Regions from separate parts of the Homo sapiens genome. Here region 2 is linked to region 1. A link is an interaction called in ENCODE POLR2A ChIA-PET data of the cell type or tissue named here. Cell type or tissue: PC-9. All regions are shown on one strand. Each heading gives the region's core, and the rest is flanking DNA. Links, peaks and the distances in the headings are about the cores only.

Evidence for each region. Peaks named below come from ENCODE experiments on the same cell type or tissue, not always from the same donor. Only the 100,000 strongest peaks of a DNase experiment are listed, where the experiment ranks them.
Region 2: POLR2A ChIA-PET joins it to region 1 with 5 read pairs; 3 of 35 experiments call an interaction of 5 or more read pairs at or near these places.

What each region holds. Positions count from the first base shown.
Region 1 is chr6:132,839,690-132,845,076 of GRCh38, reverse strand. No RefSeq gene overlaps it. Among named protein-coding and RNA genes, the nearest start is that of SNORA33, 25 kb to the right of the region's middle. In PC-9, for the core only: no CTCF peak of the experiment used is centred there; no DNase peak of the experiment used is centred there.
Region 2 is chr6:133,196,399-133,201,785 of GRCh38, reverse strand. No RefSeq gene overlaps it. Among named protein-coding and RNA genes, the nearest start is that of EYA4, 42 kb to the left of the region's middle. In PC-9, for the core only: no CTCF peak of the experiment used is centred there; a DNase peak (open chromatin) is centred at 2,905; H3K27ac peaks cover 526 bases.

The DNA.
Region 1 (5,387 bases), core at 107-5,106:
CCCATGAGTCATTCAACTTGACACATAAAATTACACTGATGCTGCTGATGTGGAGACCACAGTTTGAGAACTGCTGGCACACTTCATAAGCAATATTTATTTTACAAGGCACATGTGAGCAATTATTTAAATTCCAGTGCCCTTCAAAAATAATTTGAGTCTGCTCATCTGTAAAAGCATGTCAGTGTTCCTATACACTCTTGATATTCAATTTGATTTCCAATCCTAAAATGTATTTTCTTCTAGAGAAAAACGATAAGAGATCTCTTCTCATTGCAAAGCTGATTGTAACTATGAAGCAAACTTTTTTGAAATTAAGTGAAACTCGTGTTTAGTATTGTCTCAGAGACATCAAAGAACAGGTCTCCACAGAAAAGAAATTTCAGTATTCCTGATTCCTCTGGATTTACTTGTGGCAGCTGCTTATTTTCTGGCAGCCAAAAGTCTTGAATTTCAAGTAACACAGAATAAACAATATAAGTCCATCTGAGCTTAAGGATCTAACAAAGTTGCTCACTGTCGTGGCACGAAATCTTTATGCACCAAAAACTTCATAGACTAATTTTGATTGCTCTTAGCAGTGTAAAAGAGGAGCTACACAGCTTGATTTTTTAAACACTCAGATCAAAATTATCGTTATAAAAATATTTTGAATGTGTAAGATTTAAAAGTAAAGTCTTAGAAATCCATATCCTCCTAATTAATAGAATTATTTCCTTGGGCATAATTATACTTCAAAGAAAGTAAATGCCATTATTCACTTGCAAAGACAAGAAAATAAGTATAAATCACTGTAATGCTTGTAGCTCACTGGAAAACTTCTAGAAAAAATATTTTATTACCAAATGACACCCAGGCAAAGCTACCTGCACAGCTTTCCCCTGGGAGGAAAACCATAGAGGAAGGAGAGGTAGCCTAGGCCATTATTTTAGGTGATTGATCCATGGGTGATTAATTATCATATACAAATATGGGTGTGACAAAGCATATAAAAGGCACTCAAAGTGCATATCTGGGTCACTTGATGCTCTTGTAGAAATGAGCGATGGATCCCTAAAGACCGAAGTATGCATAGTACCATAGTCAGGAAAAAGAAGATGGAAAAGGAAGGATCAAAAAGTTGATGGCAGGGTTTTTTTTTTCCTGAAGTCAATTTATTTTTCTTTGAGCTAAAAGGACTCTGCCTGGAGGCTGGTGTAAAACAGTCCTGCCAGGAAGCCACATTCATCACACCAAGGAAAAGCACCACAGGGGAGACAGCATGATAAATACCTGGTTTGGGGATCCCAGGATAGAGTGTCCAGATATGAGGATAAAAATGTATTTATCTCTTTGAAGCCTGGGCTCGAGCACAAATAATATTCTCAGTAAAGTTTGTTTCAAAACACTCAATCGATTCATTAGTTTAAGACATTAAATATATTAATTATATGTTGCTCCATCATATTCTAAAAAGGCTGATAGAGTTGCTCACTGACCAAGGACACACATGCAAGTTATTTGTTATGGTGATTGCTTGCTTTGCAGAGTCTGTGCCCTTGACCCAGCCCCATAGATCAATGTCAGGCCAAGTAAGATCTCTAGCAAAGGACAACATGAACCCTCTCCTCAAGGTTAGGCTTTCGAAGTTAAAAGCGTATCGTGAATTCTAGGATCAGACTGGCCTGAGTTTGAATTTTATCTCCAAACTTAAAGTTGCGTGACCTTAAGTGACTTAATCTCTGGAAGCATTAATTTCCTTATATATAAAATTAAGCTAATTATAAACCATGCCTCAAAGGATGTTTGTAAGTCAAATGTGAATTACTATATATGAAGTGTCTATGTCTGCAACATAGTAAGTGTTCAATAAATATTAATTATTACATTATTATTTTTTATTGTAGAGCTTCTCTTAATGACTTTCCATGAATTGATTCATCAGATTAATTCATCATGCTGTCCATTCCTTCGTTAAACATGTTAGACTGATGTCCATGACATTCTAAGTGCTCTCAATAGCAGACTATTATACATCTTAGAAGGGCTGTACAATATTGTTCCTGACAGTTTTATGCTCTACAAAAGTCAAGTTTATTCCCAAACCTGTTTATGACAATTGTACTTATTGAACTTTTGGAATTTAATAAATAAGATGCACATTTATGAAACAGAAAAGCGAAACCAAAAAGTATCTCTGTGAAAACTAAGTTAAATCCTTTGGAAAAATAAAAGTGAATTTCTGTCAAATTAAATGATGAAATTATAAAAACATAGAACAGTCACAATAATCTAGAAAATACTATACTCGATTGCCTCACAAGTACTTTGAGATCTTTCTAGGCTGGGTATGGTGGCTCACACCAGTAATCCTAGGACTTTGTGAGGCTGAGGCCAGGAGTTCAAGACCAACCTAGCCAACACAGCAAGACCCCATCTCTTCAATAAATAAATAAATTAATTAATTAATTAAAGAGATCTTTCTACATTTTAAAGAAACTAGAGATGGAATTTGTAAAGGGCGCATTTTAGATGTTGCTTATGGAAGAAAGGTAATGCAGGGCTGCAATCGGCAGACCAACATGTCAAGAAAACATTAGCCCTACATCATAAGATTGATAATAAAATGTCTGTATATATCTTTTAAATTAAAATAAAAGGTTTGCTCTACAAATATATCATCCCTCACTCCTTTAAGTGGAGTTTTAAAAGGTAAGTGACCATTGCTTCTCCAAACTGAATCAGAAGACTTTCCACAGCATTATGCAAATACCTTTATTCATTAAGCTCCTTTTTAAAGAGTTCTACATTTAAATAAGGAAGATGTTGGTCAAAGGACACAAAATTTCTGATAGATGGGAGGGAAAAGTTGAAAAGACCTATTGTACACTACGGTGATGACAGTGGATTTATTGTATACTTGAAAACTGCTGACAGAGTAGATTTTAAGTGTTCTTTCCATTTTAAAAAAAGTATGCAAGGTAATACATAGCTTAATTAGCTTGATCTAGCCATTCTACAATGTACACATATATTGAAACACCAGATTGTACAGCATAAATATATACAATGTTTACCTGTCAATTAAAAATTAAAATGCATAAAAATAAATTTAAATAGGTTAAGGGAAGAAAACTACTTTAGGAAGCAGGTAATCCCTTGTTCTTTGTGATTTACCCACAACCATATTCAGTCACATAAAAGAGTACTTCCTGCAGTATATGGGATCCCAAACCAAAAAGTGTTGTCATGAGGTGGGAAAAGAGGGCAAATAGGGTAGAAGTTCTCAAATGTTGTTCTCCTGAGTGCCTCAAAACCACCTGGAGAGGCTTCCAAAAATATAGATTTCCTAGGGCTCATTCCAGCATCCTGATTTACTAGGTCTGTGGTAGGGACCAGGAAACTGGGTTTTTTGCTTTGTTTTGTTTTCATTTTCTTTTTTCTTCTTCTTCTTTTTTTTTTTTTTTTTTTTTTTTGAGCAGGGTCTCATTCTGTCACCTAGGCTGAAGTGCAGTGGCGTGATCCCGGCTCACTGCAACCTCCATCTCCAGGGTTCAAGCGATTCTCCTGCCTCAGCCTCCCAAGTAGCTAGGAATACAGGTGTGCACCACACCCACTAATTCTTGTATTTTTAGTAAAGTCAGGGTTTCATCATGTTGGTCAGGCTGGTCTCAAACTCCTGACCTCAGGTGATCTGCCCACCGCCTCAGCCTCCTGAAGTGCTGGGACCACAGGCGTGAGCCGCTGCACTCAGCCACATATTGTTTTCTTTCTTAGATGCTTCTGATGGATAACTAGATTTGAGAAAGACTGATATTGAGCCATGCTCTCTAATTGAAACATAATGTGAGCCACATTTTCTAGTAGCCTCATTTTTAAAAGATAAAGGAAACAAAACTTTTTAGTAATACATTTTAATTTCTTTTTGTCGCCATGGCTGGAATGCAGTAGCGCGATCTCCACCCACTGCAATCTCTGCTTCCTTGGTTGAAGTGATTCTCCTGGCTCAGTAGCTAGGATTACGGGCATGAACTACCATGCCCGGCTAATTTTGTATTTTTAGTAGAGACAGGGTTTCACCATGTTGGCCAGGCTGGTCTCAAACTCCTGACCTCAGGTAATCTGCCTGCCTCGGCCTCCCAAAGTGCTGGGATTACAGGTGTGAGCCACCAAGACTGGCCTCATTTTAATTTCTTAATAACATACGTTATTTAAACCAATAAGTCCCAAATATTATTATCTCAACACGATAGCCAATATAAAATTATGAATCAGCTATTGTATATCCTTTTCACTTGTACTAAGTCTTGGAAATCCAGCGTGTATTCTACACTTACAGCACATCTCAATATGGACAAGCCCCACTGCAAGTATTCAACAATTGCATGTGGCTACTGACTACTTTATTGGGAAGGGCATATATAGAGTGTAAAGGAGTAGACTGTCTTGGTGATATAGGCTCTCTTGATAATGGAACTATAGCTTGAAGGTTCACAACCACTAAGTGGTTAAGGAAAGGAGATGATTAGAAAGGTCAAAAAGGGAAATGAAAGAGCATGGAGAATCCAGGAGGAATATGCCACCTAACTGGAAGGCTTATGTGCTGTGAGTTTAGGAAGTGTGCACAAATATAAAGGGAAACAAGTGAAACTGGTGTCCGTGCACTCAAGAAGGGAGAAAGTTTGAAAACTCTAACGAGGTAAGAGTAAAAAACTGTTTACCATGCAACTCCAGTTTTAAAATCCAAAAATAGAATTCCCACAAAGTTCATGCTCACCTTTCAGAAACCCATGGGACAGTAGAGTGTGGAATAGAAATACTTTTACAGAGAAAGTAAACTGCCCAGTGTAAAAGCAGCACATAGTAGAAGCATTTCCAAATGTTTTAAGCTGTGCACACACTTCTTGCATTTATCACACTATTAGGTTAGTCAAAACACATTTTGGAAGCTGAAATAATAAGTCTGAACAAAGAGCTTAACACAGGGCTGATGCACATTCTCCTGTGGGAATTCAACTAATGTTTTTTACTTAAAGATGTCAACAGTAAAATATTCTAACCAGGAATATCACAGCCTCTAATGCTGTAAATCAAATAAAACATTTGTGAAGGAAAGTTCCTGAATTCTTCACCAAACACTTGTATCAATGAAAAACAATGAGAATATAACAAATCCAATGTTAGATGTTAACGGAGATGTGTGAGGATCAGATTGCAGACTTTTATTATATAGTATGCAAAAATTCTATAGGATCCCAGTTTTATTTTTAAATCTCAAGCCTAAAGTTGCACCCAAATTTACATATCTATCATATTTCTTGGATACATTTTTCCATTCTTTTCCTCTTACCCAATGCTCACAAATGTCATAAAATTGGCTTTTAAGCCAACTATAGAGGCACTGATAA
Region 2 (5,387 bases), core at 305-5,304, 360 kb before region 1:
GTCTTATGAGACAATTGAACATGCACATTAGAGCAGAGATATGCTCAATATGCAGGTACACTGCTCCTTGACGCCCATGAACAAGAATTCCAGTGGGTTCACAATGCATGAGAGTTCAGTGAGACTCTTGAGTACAAGGTAAGCACATCATGGCTATACTCAGGTAAGCACGTTATGTCTAGACTCAATAGCCCTAAGAGGGCATAATTTTCCTTAGAATCAGAACATGTCTTGAATGCAGAAAGAAGGCAAGGATGTTTTAAAAAACACAATTGCTAAAGAACTCTTCCATATATTTTCTTACTTGTGTTTCCTCCCTGTGTTAACCAAGTGCTTATACTAAAAATGCTGACCTAGAAGAAACGGGAAAGATGGGGGAACCCATAGGTTCTTTTCTTTCTAGTGATTCCTTAGTACCATTGGTAAGCTGAGGGTAGAAGGTGTTGGTAAGAATGTATGCATATCAACAAGTGAAATAAAAAAACAGTGTTCGTGGTGTATGTGTTAGTTTTGCGAAGCACTCCCACTGTTGTGGTAAGAATGAAATACACTGACATGTAAGAGCTATGAAATACAAACTGTGTAATTTCAGTGATTCTGCATGTGAGTTAAATACTTTTACATTTGCATTTAAAACTTGCATTGCACCTTATAAAGATTAATGGCAAAATTCATGTTAATAATTTAAATTTTTAACTTTACTTAGAACAACACTAAATCACAAACACCAAGGTAAGTTTAGAGAGAGAATACAGAAGAAAGAAAAAGCTCTATATTTTAGTCCTTTTAATGGCACTTTTTCCTGCTTTTTGAGCAAGGGATCCTGCATTTTCAGTGTGTGCTGGGCCCCACAAATTAAGTAGCTGGCCCTGCCACTTCTTTATCTTTCACTCCCATTTTGGATTCCACAGTTGGTTTGCTTTTGCTATTCAAACCCCAAGTACAAGACTGCTTGATGGATTCTTCTCTACCCTGTGGCTTGACACATTAGAGCTAGAGTCATTTCAGGTATAGACTCAATGCACGCTTTCTTTCATGATTGGGACATAGGCAGGATCGTGGCTGGAGACAGCCAAAAAAGTGGTTCAACCCTGGAAAAAACTCTCCTAATTTATCATCTTTTCAACAATTTTTAGAGGTAATATATTCACATGACAGTTGTTAGAACCATGGGGAAAAGTTGCTCAAGGACCCCCTATGAAACCCTAAATTGAAATTTCAACGTTCAGAATGTGAGATGTATGGATGAGTGCACTTTTTTGAGTACAGAGGTGCCAGCACCCCACCACAGCAGCCGGTATGGAGTAAACACACTGAAGAACACTTGAGAAAGAAATCCTGAGCCTCCCTCTTGGTCCCACGAGGGGCAGATATCACTATGAAAATACTGCTCTCCCCACTTTGCTGTCTTTTAATTCTGTTTTTACTGATAGCAAAAACAAAGGAAAAGTAGGTAAAATAACAGAGTTATGCAGATACAACGGTAAGAGGAAAAAAGTATCCTTTCCTTTCAAATTCAGAACCTGGCTGGGCACAGTGGCTCACGTCTGTAATCCCAGCATTTTGGGAGGCAGAGGAAGGGAGGATTGCTTGAGCCCAGGAGCTCTGGACCAGCCTGAGCAACATAGTGAGATCTCCATCTCTACAAACAAATTTAAAAATTAGCTGGGTATGGTGGCATGCACCTCTAGTCCTAGCTGCTTGGGATGCTGAGGCAGGAGAATCGTTTGAACCCAGGAGGTTGAGGCTGCAGTGAGCCGTGACCACCATGCCACTGCACTCCAGCCGGGGCAACAGAGTGAGACACTGTCTCAAAAAAATAATAAATTTAGAACTTTTTGTTTTTGGTAAAAACCTCAAGAGACTGGATGTGCAAGTTGTGTGGGAGGGCTTGGGTGGAATTGTTTTGCCAGGGGAGAAAAGAGGGGATAAAGAAGGTAGGGGAAGAGAGAGGGAGGAGAGAATCAGCTGCTGCATTGGGTTAGATTTTAAAAGAAAGTCTTTTTTTTTTTTTTTTTTTTGAGACAAAGTCTCGCTGTGTAGCCCAGGCTGACGTGCAGTGACGTGATCTTGGCTCACCTCAACCTCCGCTTCCTGGGTTCAAGCAAAAGTTGTCTTTAATCTTTCAGAGGATAGGAAAAATAGCTCATGTCTCATCCAATATTCTCTGTCTTCCTGATAACTTTTAGCTCTTCAGGTTGACTTCTTTCTGGGTACAGAATCAGTTTGCTTCGTTCCCTTGGTTCCACTCCAAAGGAAAGAACTAACTCCAGTGACTCCAATTTTACCATCTAGCATTTTGTCCAGCAAGTGGACTCTTTGGAAAGATGAGAAAAGAGAAATGTCAATAACAATATGTGGCAAAGGCAGAGAGCATTTCCACTATGAAGGGAAAGGCTGTTTCCTGGCCACCCTTAATGGCCTATTTCTTTCACCCTAAGTATAAAACACCAGGGCTTTCCTCACACCTGACCCCTGATGCTGCCAGCGCCAGAGAATCGAGTCTCTCTTCCAATTTAAGTTCCACATTTCAATAATATGTCTCAGTCATTCTTTCAGTGTGTGGACCTTTTTTTCTTTAAAATTATGCTAATGACATATTGCTAATATAAAATATCTGCTGCATTTTATAAGTTTCTAGGTTTAATCTGTAATTTTCATCATACCATAAGTGGGAAAAAAAGTTTTCTTGTGCTGCCTTTGTATTTTGGGCCCTAACACAGAGTGTCTCATGCTTGAGAACCTTATTTTCTGGACTGAGCTACTAGAGGTCAAGTGTCTTATGGAGATGAATCATTTTGACTCCAAGTGGAAATCATAGGCAATTGCTCACAATACCTGCTTTATGTTGATTCATGGTATAGCAGCCTTCAAGCCTCAGGGGCCTCACCTGCCCCTGTGTCATGAAGAAGCCATTTGTGGTTTTTGATCACGTGTGATCCTCCTCTGTGCCTACGGCTTTCTTTTTCTGGCCAATCCATCACATGCAGACAAAATCAGCTTTCTACAACACAAATTATATTGTGTTACTTCCTGCTCAGGCACCTTCAAGAAATTCCATGGATTTCAGAAGAATCCAAACCCCTTAGCACAGCATTCAAGACCCTTCCCAATCAGAACTCAGCCTCCCTATCTGGTATCTCTTCTCCTTGCTCTTCCCCTCACCTGTTCATGCCTGCCCCTTTTTAATATATATTTTTAATACTCCAGTAATTCTGCATAGCAGTCACTCATAGAGTTGGAGACATTCATTCACTCATTCATTTAGCATTGGGCATTAAATCTTCCTTCTTTATTCTTATATTGATGGAATGAGAAGAGGTTAGTTAAATGCTACTCATTCAGCCGAATTTTATATATCTAACTCTCATCAGAATAATTTGGAATATTTAATAAAAATGAAGATTTTTCAGCACTACTTCAGACCTAAATCAGAATGTTTGGGAAAGGGAGAATCTGAAGGTTAGGTGAGTTACTCATGTCTATCTGGTATATGCTAGAGTTTTAATATTCTATGTAATTGGCATTAAAACAACATCATTTGGCTTATTAATAGTGTCTCTTCTACTCAATAATCTCTATGCCACTTGAATGATTCTGTATGCCACAAGAATCATTCCGACTTTGGAAATACACAAAAGAAAAGCACATAAAGATTCATAAACTCCAGTCAAGTTCAGAGCCCCATCTTAGTGTGTGATGGGAAATAAGAGAAGTTAGACATGGAGAAGAAAGTGAGCCTCCATAAGTGGAAAGATTATAAGTGTGCACATGGAGGTTTTTGATGGGGAGCTTATTCAGCAAGTATTTATTGGCATTGATATGAGAAGCAATAGAGTTACAAGAAATATGGAGTCATCCAATGGCAGTAATTAATATTCACTTAACAAATATTTACTGGATGCTTTCTACATGTCAGTCACTGTTCAAGGTACTAGAGTTCAGCAGTGAACAGAGCAGACAAAACAAGCCCCTTCCCTCATGAAGACAGACAGTAAATATCACAACGGACTCCCAACATCCCTTCTGCCTTTCCTCTGCCAAACAGCAGCAGCACAGTGTGAGGAATGTTCTTCTGCTCAAGGAGTGGGTCAGCCTGGTTGATGGTAACCCTATTCTCCCTTGCCAATAGTTTTTTGAAGAAAGGGGCTTATGACCCAATTCTGGACAATTACATGAAAGGAAATTTCTGCTGGAAGCCAATAAAGGTATAGGAAACTAATTTATCTTTCCTGTTGGACAAGGAGGAGGGAGAAGCCTATGGCCTCAATTTCCAACACCAGAGGAGCTATTTTGGGATGAAATCAACACTGTTGTTGGAGAAAAAGAGATATGGAAATAACTTACAAAATCCACCGTCCCAGAAGCCTGCACTATCTCTGACCTTTTTTATTACATCAACTAATTCTGTTTAAGCTTTACTGTTGAAGCTTGAATAGTTTTACTTATAGCCAAGGGCATCCTAACTGATATACACGCATAACAATGTTTACATATCTCTTCGATCCTTGACAGCCTTGCTCAGGAGGAATATTCTCTGCTAATAAAAATAGAAAAGAAGAAAAAACTGGAAGTGAAGAAAATACCAGAAAGTTATTTTTTACCAATGTGCAAGCATGAGGCTTTGGGATTTAGAAATATGCAGTATGGGAGCAAGCTAACAGTCATTGAACATCCTCTGTATGACAATTCCTCTGCTAAGCACTTCACAGATTATCTAATTTTAATTTTTATAACAACTCTATGAGTTCAATATTATTATTCTTGTTTTACAGATGGCTAAATGGGCCCTGAGAGAGTTTAAGGAATTCACCCCGGCCATAATGTGCTGCGACAGGAATTCAAACTCAAATATTTTGGTCAGCAAATTCTATGCTCTTTACACTTTATCATAAACACTACTAGTGAGAAAAACATTTCTATGAGTGAGTTCTTATAGAGGAGTAATTGTCATGGAATGGTAGTGTGAGAATTTAAATAACTATGTTAAAGGAGAATGTGTGAATCTTTGTGACTAGAATTATAGCGTGGAAATGGTGAAAGCAATGAGATATCAAGGAATAAACCTCCAATAAAAGGTAACTAAATAGTATTAGCAAAAATTCAAAGGCAGAGCTAAAGTGACTATTTGGGAATTATTTGCATATTGCATAGGTGTCACAAATGAATTCTGGGGGAAGCCCAGTAAAGGATTTGTTCATAGGAGGAGCTGGCAAAGCAGAGAATAAAAGGTATGAGAAATATTGGCTTAAGTATAAGCAAAATCATATGCGAGGTTCCTGGAAGAAGAGTTTAGAAATGATATGAAGAAAGCCTGTCAAAATGAAAAATGGACTAATTCATCATGGTACTTTTGGACTCATATTTAAGCCAGAATGGTAATGTAG